Linked DNA regions of Homo sapiens: region 2 is linked to region 1. A link is an interaction called in ENCODE POLR2A ChIA-PET data of the cell type or tissue named here. Cell type or tissue: PC-9. All regions are shown on one strand.

Region 1 (5,000 bases):
AATGATCCAAGAAAAGTATATGATACACTTAAAGAACCAAATCATATAGATTACATTCTGAAATCAGATTTCAAATATTTGAATTGTCTTTACCACTGGCCTTTACTTGCATAAGGAATTAAGAGTTAACACTGGGATGAAATAACTTTATTTTTCTGTTCCAAAATTTCTGTTAAGTGTTCTCCTCAAATGTTTAAAATGTTTTGTTTAGAAGAAATATAATCATTTCAAGAAATCTGCCCTGAGGAAGCACTCTTACCCACTATTCTTTTGGAGATTCATTTTTAAGGGACTGGCCAAAAGTATTTCATGACAGCTTTGCTACTGTACTTCAGTTTCATGGAACACCTAATCCAGGACCTTCCATTGGCACTATTTGGATGAGGGAGGCTTGTTTGCCCTCGCTTTTCCTTTCTCCTGCATTTTATAATGCTTTCTCTCTGAAGGGGAAAAACAGAAAATGATTCTTTTTTCATTGAAAACCAAAATCCCTGGAGCACATGCTTTTGGCATCTTTCTCTTGAGTTGTGAAGGTGAAATACTATCTCCTGGTACCACCTTTGCCAAATGAAAGACTCTAAGGCCTTCTTTAATACTTAGCTCAACCATCACCATACCTCGATGAAAACTCTACACCCTAGCCTTTCAGGAAGTTACAAGCACTCTCTTCTATTCTTCTGGTACACCACATTCAAAACTTGCAGTAGTGTAGCATAATTTAGCACTTCATATGTTGTTTTCCCTCCCTAGATTGTGAGCAGCTCACGGCACAAACGTGTCTTTCCTATTTATTCTCCAAGTTATAGGACCAGGCTCCATCCCAGGCACATAATAGGTACTGAATACCTTATAAATTAATAAAAGGCAGGAAAGCAGGGAGGAGAACCAGGGAGGACAGGCCTTCCCTTGCAGGCTGTTCTTTTTCAAGAGGCCAAGTATTGAAAGGATGAAAAGATTTAAGGGAAGCCACAGTGCCAGTGAGCCATATATAAGCCTAAGGACTTCTACATTCAAGGAAGGAAGTGCAAAAAGAATGGAGAGTTCCTCTTTTACACACAATGGGAATGGAATCACAGGTTAACAATTAGAACAGTTAAGAGTATGTGAGTAAGGTACCTAATTATATCTAGACCTTTGCTTTCTTTTAGATTTCTCTCTATATTAATTATTTAAAATATTAATATCTAACCTTAGAGTTTAAGATTATTTTACTAAATAATTTTATTTCCAAAAAGGAAAATCTCCCTCCCAGGTAAAACATGTCTATATCTCAATCCCTAGGATTGAATTCTATAGCTTGATCAACAAAATCACTGTCTCCTAATGGCAGGAAACTAACTGCAGGCCAAATATCTAAGAAAAAACATACAGTCTTCAGCCCTGAGGAATACAGAACTCTCAATGGCTGGACGAGTGTCTGACACATGGGTGTCCAGTGAATGCATGTTGAATGGATGAGTAACATGACAACAAAACCATACACTTAGAGCATATACGTCACAGTCTACTGATCTGGCAGGCCTCCCCTCCTCCCTCTCAGTTGGCAATGCTTATAATTCAGTGTCCAGAAATATAAAAATTATTACTGTTCCTTATCAAGGTAACCCTTTTTCCTCAGGCCACACCTTCCACAGGGAATCTGAAGATCAGGCTAAAGTCCAAAGTCTCTATTATCGTCAAAGTTCCCACCTCCAATTTGTAAGATGACAATCCTAGCAGATTGCTAATAGGTAATCATAACCTTCTCCACCCAGTGCAGCTACTATAGAAAACATGACCTCAGAGGTAAACCAAATAATCATCATTCCCACTCCACCCCACTCTAAGGAAGAATCAGGGGACTGAGAGAGATGTTGACTTCCGCTATGGACACATACTCCTAGCTTGCCCACCTTTAGACCCTTTAGTAAAGGGTCTCTAAGCTGTGGAAATGAGGAATGACAGCAACTGTGAATAAGTGAGCTGGCCATGAATATCAAAAGTTGTATTGTTGCAAATAATTTGCTAGGGACCCTCAGACCTAATTTAGCCTCACTGTACATTTCAGGCAACTGAGGCCCAGCCACATTCAGACTTGCCTGAGAACACCAAGCCTGAAGGCAGAGTTGGGACTAGAACAACTTGCCCATGCTTCCAATTTCCAAGGAGAAAGGGCACCAAGGAACAAAGAAGAAAGACGGGTGAATCCTACAATTGTTCACCAGGGACTGGGGCATTTAGATACATGTCATAGGTTACCATTTCATCTCCCCACCTGGCAACTCCAGAGCCCCTGCTCACCTAGGAAGATTTGTGAAATCCTATGTATGTACTCAGAGGCCACAACTGTTAGCAAGCTAGAACTGTTCAGGAACTTACATGATTATCTGAAAAATATGAGAAAAGGGCGAGCACTCATGCAGATGTGCAAGAGAAAGGAAAGAAAAGAAAGGAAAGAAAGAAAGAGGAAGGGAGGGAGGGAGGGAAAGGGGAAATGAAGGAGAAAAGGAGGGAAGGAAGAAAGGAAAAAAACAAATTGTAGGAAAGGTACAATAAAGGAAGAATTTGCCTAGAGGCAGTGCCTCAGGGCACCCCTTCTGGAGGTGGGAAAGACTGGGTCAGCAGGCAGTCCCATCAGGCTGGGTTCTGATTCTAAGTTGTGCAAACTAGGGTTAGAATCTTTCTGCAAATAAACAACAATACAAAATTTAAAGGTCTCAAAACCACTGTCCTACAGAGCTTACAAATTAAACTCAATAATCTAGCTTTCTTTTTTCTTTTATAGCAATATCCAGTTAGGAAACATTTCATAAATATAAACAGCCTGATACAGACACAACATCTTGAGCTGGGATCCCTCTGTCCCACTCCAGGTCACTCTGACTGCAGCCAGGCTGTCCTGCACCTGCATTAACCCTAGAAAGCAGTACCAGGAGCTAACGACCTGCCTGAAAGTATCTTCCTAACACTGCTCAGTGAAATCTGCTGCAGGTGATCAACCCCATTCTCAAAAGTGTGTGCGCATGTGTACACACACACACACACACACACACACACACACACACAGCCTTTAACACCCTCCTCCCTCACAATTTTTGATGAAATGCTTAGGAAATATGTATTCTCTCTTTGTATGTATGTATTCTCTCTCTTTTTTCTATTTGTGAAGGACAGAAACAAAATGAAACAAAAATAAAAACAACAAAAAAATTGAGGGTCCTAAGTTACAGAGAAGCACACCAGTAATTAACAGTGAACTAGACATACCTGTATTTTAAAAAAAGAAGTGAGATTAGATCTGATTAACAGGCTATCCAATCAAACTTAAAATCCTTTGGAGGTATCCAGAAATAACCATCAAAATGTTCACAAAAATATTTATTTTAATCATATTCTCTGATTTAGCCTTATTTTTTTTCCCCTCAAGTACCAATGTTCAAAATGTTTATCTGTGAAAATCAAGTTAAATATTTTTTGAGCACCTGCTATGACAAGGTACTGGATTGATGCTATTCCTTGCTCAAGTTGGATGCTTTATTTTTATTTATTTTTTGAGACAGGGTCTTGCTGTCATCCAGGCTGGTGTGCAGTGGTGCAATCAAGAATCCCTGGGCTCAGGTGATTTTCCCACCTCAGCCTCCCGAGTAGCTGGGACTATAGGTGCACGCCATCACTCCTAGCTAATGTTGTTGTTGTTGTTGCTGCTGCTGTTTTTCCCAGAAGCATCATCCTAGGATTTTTTTTTTTTTTTTAAACTAGAGACGAGGTCTTGCTATGTTGCCCAGGCTGGTCTTGAACTCCTGAGCTCAAGCAATTCTCCCACCTTGGCCTCCCAAAGTGCTGGGATTACAGGTGTGAGCCACTGCACCTGGCCTCAAGTTTGTTGCTTTAAATAATTTTTGTAGTTTTATGTGACTTCTAATAGAGCAGCAGTTTTGTTTTCTAAGATATTTCATCCTTAAGTATTCAGGGAAGATACTAGTGTAGTGGTTAAGTCCTCAGACTTGGAGTCTGAACGACTGGCTTCAATTCCTATTCTGTCACTTGGCAACATAGTAACAGTACCTACCTCACAGGGAGACTGTGATGATTAAATGAAATAATGCATGTAAATAACTGAATACTGTGCTTGGCACACAGCCAGCACTCAAAGAATGTCAGATGCTATTCTTTCCCTCTCCTCCTTCATAATAGCAGCAGCAATAGTAGGGGGAGTAGTTGTTGTAATGGTACTAAACACTGGCAAGGACTTGTAAGAGTAGTGGCAAATAATGTTGTAAGAGTAGTAAACACTGGCAAAATCACACAGCGTTCGTAGTTAGGTAGGACTGGGGTCAAATCCTAGTGCTGCCATTTAATCAAGGCTGCTGCAGGCATATAAAGAATCTTTGTGCAATTTATAAAAGATGTCACCCCTGGAAGATAGGCGACAAACAGATGCCCCTTCCTCTGGATAGAGGAATGTGCCGAAGGAAAGACACAAGACTTGGCCAGAAGAGCAGCTGGGTGAGTGGAGCACTGGTGGGGTTTCAGCCTCCGCTCACCACCTCATCAGTCAGTAACATCATCACCACCATCAAGAACCCGGAAGAAAAACTAAGCCTCAGAAAAGGTATGGACAATTGTAGTCGATATTTAATTCTCCATTCCTGATCACTCTAATATTCCGAATTCTGTTTGTCTAATGGAGAGTCTTAGGCCACAGCTCGGATCATGGTACCTCACCCCTTTGCAGAAGTCTCCTGGCTCTCTATTTCTTGCTGAATTACACACAAATTCCTCAGGCTGGCATTCAGGTTCCCAAGGGTACCTATTTATCTTTGAGCTTTATTTCCTCTGTGGCAACTTGGCAGCTTTGCAAATAACTGTCCTATCCTTTCCTACCTTTGCTAGAATATAGGTACCATGAAAACATAGATTCGTGTCTATATTGTTCAAATACATATTCCAAGCACCCAGAAAAGTGATTGGTATATAGTGGGTGCTCAACAAATACTGGAAAATAAATGCATTTGCTCATT
Region 2 (5,000 bases), 440 kb after region 1:
TCAACCTGTGTGTAGTGGGTGTCCTCCAGTTGGCATTCAATGGCCTCTATCATCTGGCCTCACCCTCCTAATTCAGTCCCATCTCTCTTCACTGAGGCTGCTGGGTGCCAATCTCTTTAGGGATGAAGCCTTTCCTCACCCTGCATTCCCCATTCCACCCCACATCTTCCCTCCACAGATTCCTCTCAGAGCATCCATTAAGCTTCCCTGCATGCCTTGGATCACAGGTCTGCCTCCTATTATGGGACCTAAGTCCCTCAAGGACCAGGTCTTCTGAATCTCCCCCACTCCCCCAAGCAGGAGCACTAACGGAAGGTTGCTATCCCACTCACGTTTTTGACAAATACAGACCGAACCTTCTCTACTAAGGGACTGTGCCTTGAGTTATTTTCTCTCCCTTCAGTCCCACTTCCTCCCAAGTCAACCTGAGACAGGCAGAGTGGAAGGAACTGGGGGAAGGCACCTAAAAAAAAGGCATCTAAAAAATGCACATTGAGCATCCTCTTGGGGCTAGAGTGTGGGGTGAAGTGAGGGAGGTGAGCTAGAAAGGATGGCTGGGGCTAGGCAATGAAAGAACCAGTGTTCTAGCTGGGAGTCAGGCTTAGTTCTGTGGGCAGCAGGAAGGCTCAAGAGTTAAGTAAGATTTCTGCAGTGGCAGCACCTGAAATCAGCCATTTTCCCACTTAGTTGGGAGAGTGGCAGTGACTTTCCCATCCCACCCAAAGGCCCCCCAAAGGTCCCCTTGAGAACAATAGACACTTTTCTTGATCTGCATGCTCATGCCTATTTATTTAGTTAACACATGTATTTGGTGTTTCCTTAACAATTGGCAAGTTCTTCTTCCTTATGTTTTGTCACTTAGCCTTTTTTGAAGAAGAAAGGAGGAGGGTGTTGTACACCTCTTGAGAATCTGCTGAGAGGTATGGCTTAGCTTTTCCAGAAGAAAATGCACTTATGCCCATCCACAAACAATTTTACCTGCACTTTCTGGGGGGCCTCAACATTGGCTGTACAATGGGATCACCTAGGGAATTTTATAAACTTTTTTTTTGAGACAGAGTTTTACTCTGTCACTCAGGTGGGAGTACAGTGGCGCATCTCAGCTCACTGTAACCTCTGCCTCCTGAGTCCAAGCGATTCTTCTGCCTCAGCCTCCCGAGTAGCTGGGATTACAGGTACATGCCACTATGCCTGGCTAATTTTTTTTTTTTTTTTTTTTTTTGGTAATTTTAGTAGAGATGGGGTTTCACCATGTTGGCCAGGCTGGTCTCAAACTTCTGACCTCAAGTGATCTGCCTGCTTCGGCCTCCCAAAGTGCTGGGATTACAGGCACGCACCACCACACCCAGCTCATTTTTCTATTTTTTAGTAGAAATGGGGGTTTTGCCATGTTGTCCAGGCTAGTCTCAAACTCCTGACCTCAAGCGATCCACCCACCTCAGCCTCCCAAAGTGCTGGGATTATAGGCATGAGCCAGTGCACCCGGCCATAAACTCTTTATGCCTGTTTCTTACCCCCTGAGTTTCTGATTTAATTTATCTGGGTGCAGGCCAGGTGCAGCAGTTCACAACTCTAATCCCAGCACTTTGGGAGGCTGAGGTGGGAGGCTCTCTAGAGGCCAGGTGTTTAAGAGCAGCCTGGGCAACATAGTGAGATCCTGCCTCTATTTTTGTTAAAAAAAAAAAATCAAAATAATTTATGAGTGTAGTCTGGACTTTGGGTTTTCTAAACTCCCCAGGAGATGCTAACGTATGCCAAGATTGTAAAATACTGGGATTCACGGACAGGTTAAACCCCCTGTCAAACACTCTTAAGTTCCAGGTGTGCTCAATTCACTCCACTTGGTGAGCAGCACCTATCTGGATAAGGAGGGGAGAGGACAAAGTGGCCAGTTTGAAAGAATGAGGAAGTCTTGAAGTTGTAAGCCCAGAGAGGAGGTGTTTACATACATTCCAGAAAGCTGTAGAACCCACCAAAAGAAGAGGTTCTGAAATAGAAGACCCAAAGCAGGAAACTTAATTGCCTTCCTGAAAGATGAATGGAAGTCCAGCAGACAACACCCTTCCCACCCACATACCTCACCTGCCCCAAGAGGAGCCGCAAACAGCATCAAAAGGCTGACAGCATCGGTCTTTGGGGGAGAGTCAACCAGTTAAACGTGTGGCTTGATTGGTCAGTGACAGGGGTGGGGAGAGGGTGGCATTTGTGGGAGTCCACCACCTGTGAGGGTGTGCAGTTTTAGAGGTAATGGGCTGAAACTGTCGGCTGGAGGAGGAAAAGGTTTGTGTCTCGGTCAAGGAGAGGCATTCCTGCGGTGGGTGGAAGCGGGGCTGCAAGGCCGCCGTGCAGAGAAGAACTGCGCATGCGCCGGAGGCCGCCGCGGATTGCCAGCCACGCGACACTGAGCAAGCCCCCGCCTCAGTTTCTGATCTGGGACTTGTGTGGTAACTTCGGAGGAGCCCACAATCTCAGATGATGATCGTCTAGATCATTCCTAAGGCTTTTTCCGTTGCGATGTCACAGGAACCTGGGAGGATTTTAGTCCTCCTAAAACTCTGATATTTTCAAACCTGATACCCGTAAGAATCACGTGGGGTGCCCATGGCCAGATAACATGATTCAGTGGGTGGAGAATGGGGGCGGCTAGGGGCACTTTATAACGCTCACCGGTGCTCCTGATGTTCCGTGTGCCTTGAGAGTCATTGTTCTAGATCACTGTTCTCAGCACCTGGGCATCGAGTTGAAGGGCAGACTCTGAGCTAGTGGGTCTGAAGTGAGGCCTGAGATTCTGCACTTCTAACAAGCTCTCTGATGCTGCTAGCTGTACATCCTGACTACTAAACTGTAATCCAGGCCAGGCATGGTGGCTCATGCCTGTAATCCCAGCACTTTGGGAGGTCGAGGCGGGCGGATCACTTGAGGTCAGGAGTTGAAGACCAGCCTGGCCAACATAGTGAAACCCTGTCTCTACTAAAAATACAAAAATTAGCCGGACGTGGTGGCATGCGCCCATACTCCCAGCTACTCGGGAGGCTAAGGCAGGAGAATCGCTTGAACCCAGGAGCCCGAGGCTGCAGTGAGCCAAGATTGCACCACTGCACTCCAGGCCCCGCAACACAGCCAGATTCCATCCCGAAAATAAAATAAAGTGTAATCCAGGCAGCATCGCTAGCAGCAACACTATATTATTTGGGAGCTTGTTAGGAATGTCGAATTTCAGGTCCCACCCCAGACCTACTGAATGAGAATCTGCTTTTTTTTTTTGACAGGGTCTCACTCTGTCACCCAAACTGCAGTGCAGTGGTGCAATCTTGGCTCACTGCAGCCTTGAACCCCTGTGCTCAGGCAATCCTCCTGTCTCAGCCTCCTGAGTGCCTGGGACCACAGGCATTTGCCACCATGCCCAGCTAATTTTTGTATTTTTTGTAGAGATGGGCTCTTGCTATATTGCCCAGGCTGGTCTCCAACTCCTGGGGGCTCAAGCAATCCTCCCACCTTGGCCTCCCAAAGTGATGGAATTACAGGCATGAGTCACTGTCCCCAGCCAGAATCTGCATTTTAACAAGATCCCCAGATGATTTGTATTCACATTAAAGTTTGAGAAACATCATTATGGAAGAAGTGACTTATGATTGGAGAACCAAGACTGAAACTTGGGAATGAGAGAAAAAGATTCAGTTCCTTAAAATAGAGTAGAATTTAAAGAAGGGCAGACATCTTTTTTTTTTTTTTTCTTGAGACGGAGTCTTGCTCTGTCACCAGGCTGAAGTGCAGTGGTGCAATCTCAGCTCACTGCAACCTCCACCTCCCAGGTTCAAGCGATTCCCCTGCCTCAGCCTCCCGAGTAGCTGGGACTAGACACACACCACCACACACACCCAGCTAATTTGTTTTCTCTTTTTCTTTTTGAGACGGATTTTCACTCTTGTTGCCCAGGCTGGAGTGCAATGGCGTGATCTCGGCTCACCACAACCTCCGCCTCCCAGGTTCAAGCAATTCTCCTGTCTCAGCCTCCTGAGTAGCTGAGATTACAGGCATGTGCCACCACACCTGGATAATTTTGTATTTTTAGCAGAGACGGGGTTTCACCATGTTGGTCAGGCTGTTCTCAAACTCCCGACCTCAGGTGATCCGCCCGCCTCAGCCTCCTGAAGTGCTGGGATTACAGGCGTGAGCCCCCGCAGCTGGCAATTTTTTGTATTTTAGTAGAGATGAAATTTCACCATGTTGGTCAAGATGGTCTCAATCTCCTGACCTCATGTTCCACCTGCCTTGGCCTCCCAAAGTGCTGGGATTACGGGCCTGAGCCACTGCTCCCAGCCAGGCAGACATCTTTATCTCTTTTAGTTAGTGCTCTATTTGTAGGCCTAGTACAGTGTCTGATGCTCAATAAATATTTCTCAAATGAATGGACAAGGTGAGAGTCCAGTTTCCGGAGCCAGAGCATAAGGCCAGCCTGGGGCTGGCCACTATCATGACTTGATGCTAGCTACTAGGGCAAAGGTCTTCCTAGCCCCCCTGTCCAAGACAAGATTGGTCCTGATGCTGGCACAGAACAGAACTCATGGCCATGTGAGGCAGCAGTGTGTTAAGTTGTCTCATGTGTGAATATTAAAAGGCTGCAGAGAAATGTAGCCAAGAAGGTACACTGGCCTCTCAGGAAGGTCTTCTAAGGACCAGGGGCTGAGCCAACCAGTGGGGATGCGGGCGGCCAGAGAAGCCCCAGGCCCAGAAATAACTCATGTGGTCTATAAGAGTGATCCCATGAGCTGCTTCAAACACGGTTTATAATGGGTAGAATTTAATTCACCCAGCATCAATTCTAGTACTCCACTCTTCCCTCCATTCAAAATAGATGTCAGTAAGCCCTATCCCAGGGTCAAAGGCAACCAGTGTGTATCTTGTGGGTTCAGTCCAAATTCCATGTGCTATAAGTAGGTTGGGCAAATGTTAGATACTACAAAGAACAAACAGTGTTTGTTATTAACTAGCCTTAGAGA

Evidence for each region. Peaks named below come from ENCODE experiments on the same cell type or tissue, not always from the same donor. Only the 100,000 strongest peaks of a DNase experiment are listed, where the experiment ranks them.
Region 2: POLR2A ChIA-PET joins it to region 1 with 5 read pairs; 3 of 35 experiments call an interaction of 5 or more read pairs at or near these places.

The regions. Positions count from the first base shown.
Region 1 is chr2:28,206,075-28,211,074 of GRCh38, reverse strand. All of the region lies in intron 7 of BABAM2 (BRISC and BRCA1 A complex member 2), which reads right to left. LOC100505736 (a long non-coding RNA gene) reads left to right here and starts at 4,114. Exons shown (of 3, transcript NR_120504.1): 1 at 4,114-4,591. In PC-9, no CTCF peak of the experiment used is centred here; no DNase peak of the experiment used is centred here.
Region 2 is chr2:27,763,371-27,768,370 of GRCh38, reverse strand. No RefSeq gene overlaps it. Among named protein-coding and RNA genes, the nearest start is that of MRPL33, 5.8 kb to the left of the region's middle. RefSeq lists a silencer at 423-623. In PC-9, no CTCF peak of the experiment used is centred here; DNase peaks (open chromatin) are centred at 2,110 and 3,240; H3K4me3 peaks cover 1,539 bases; H3K27ac peaks cover 3,730 bases.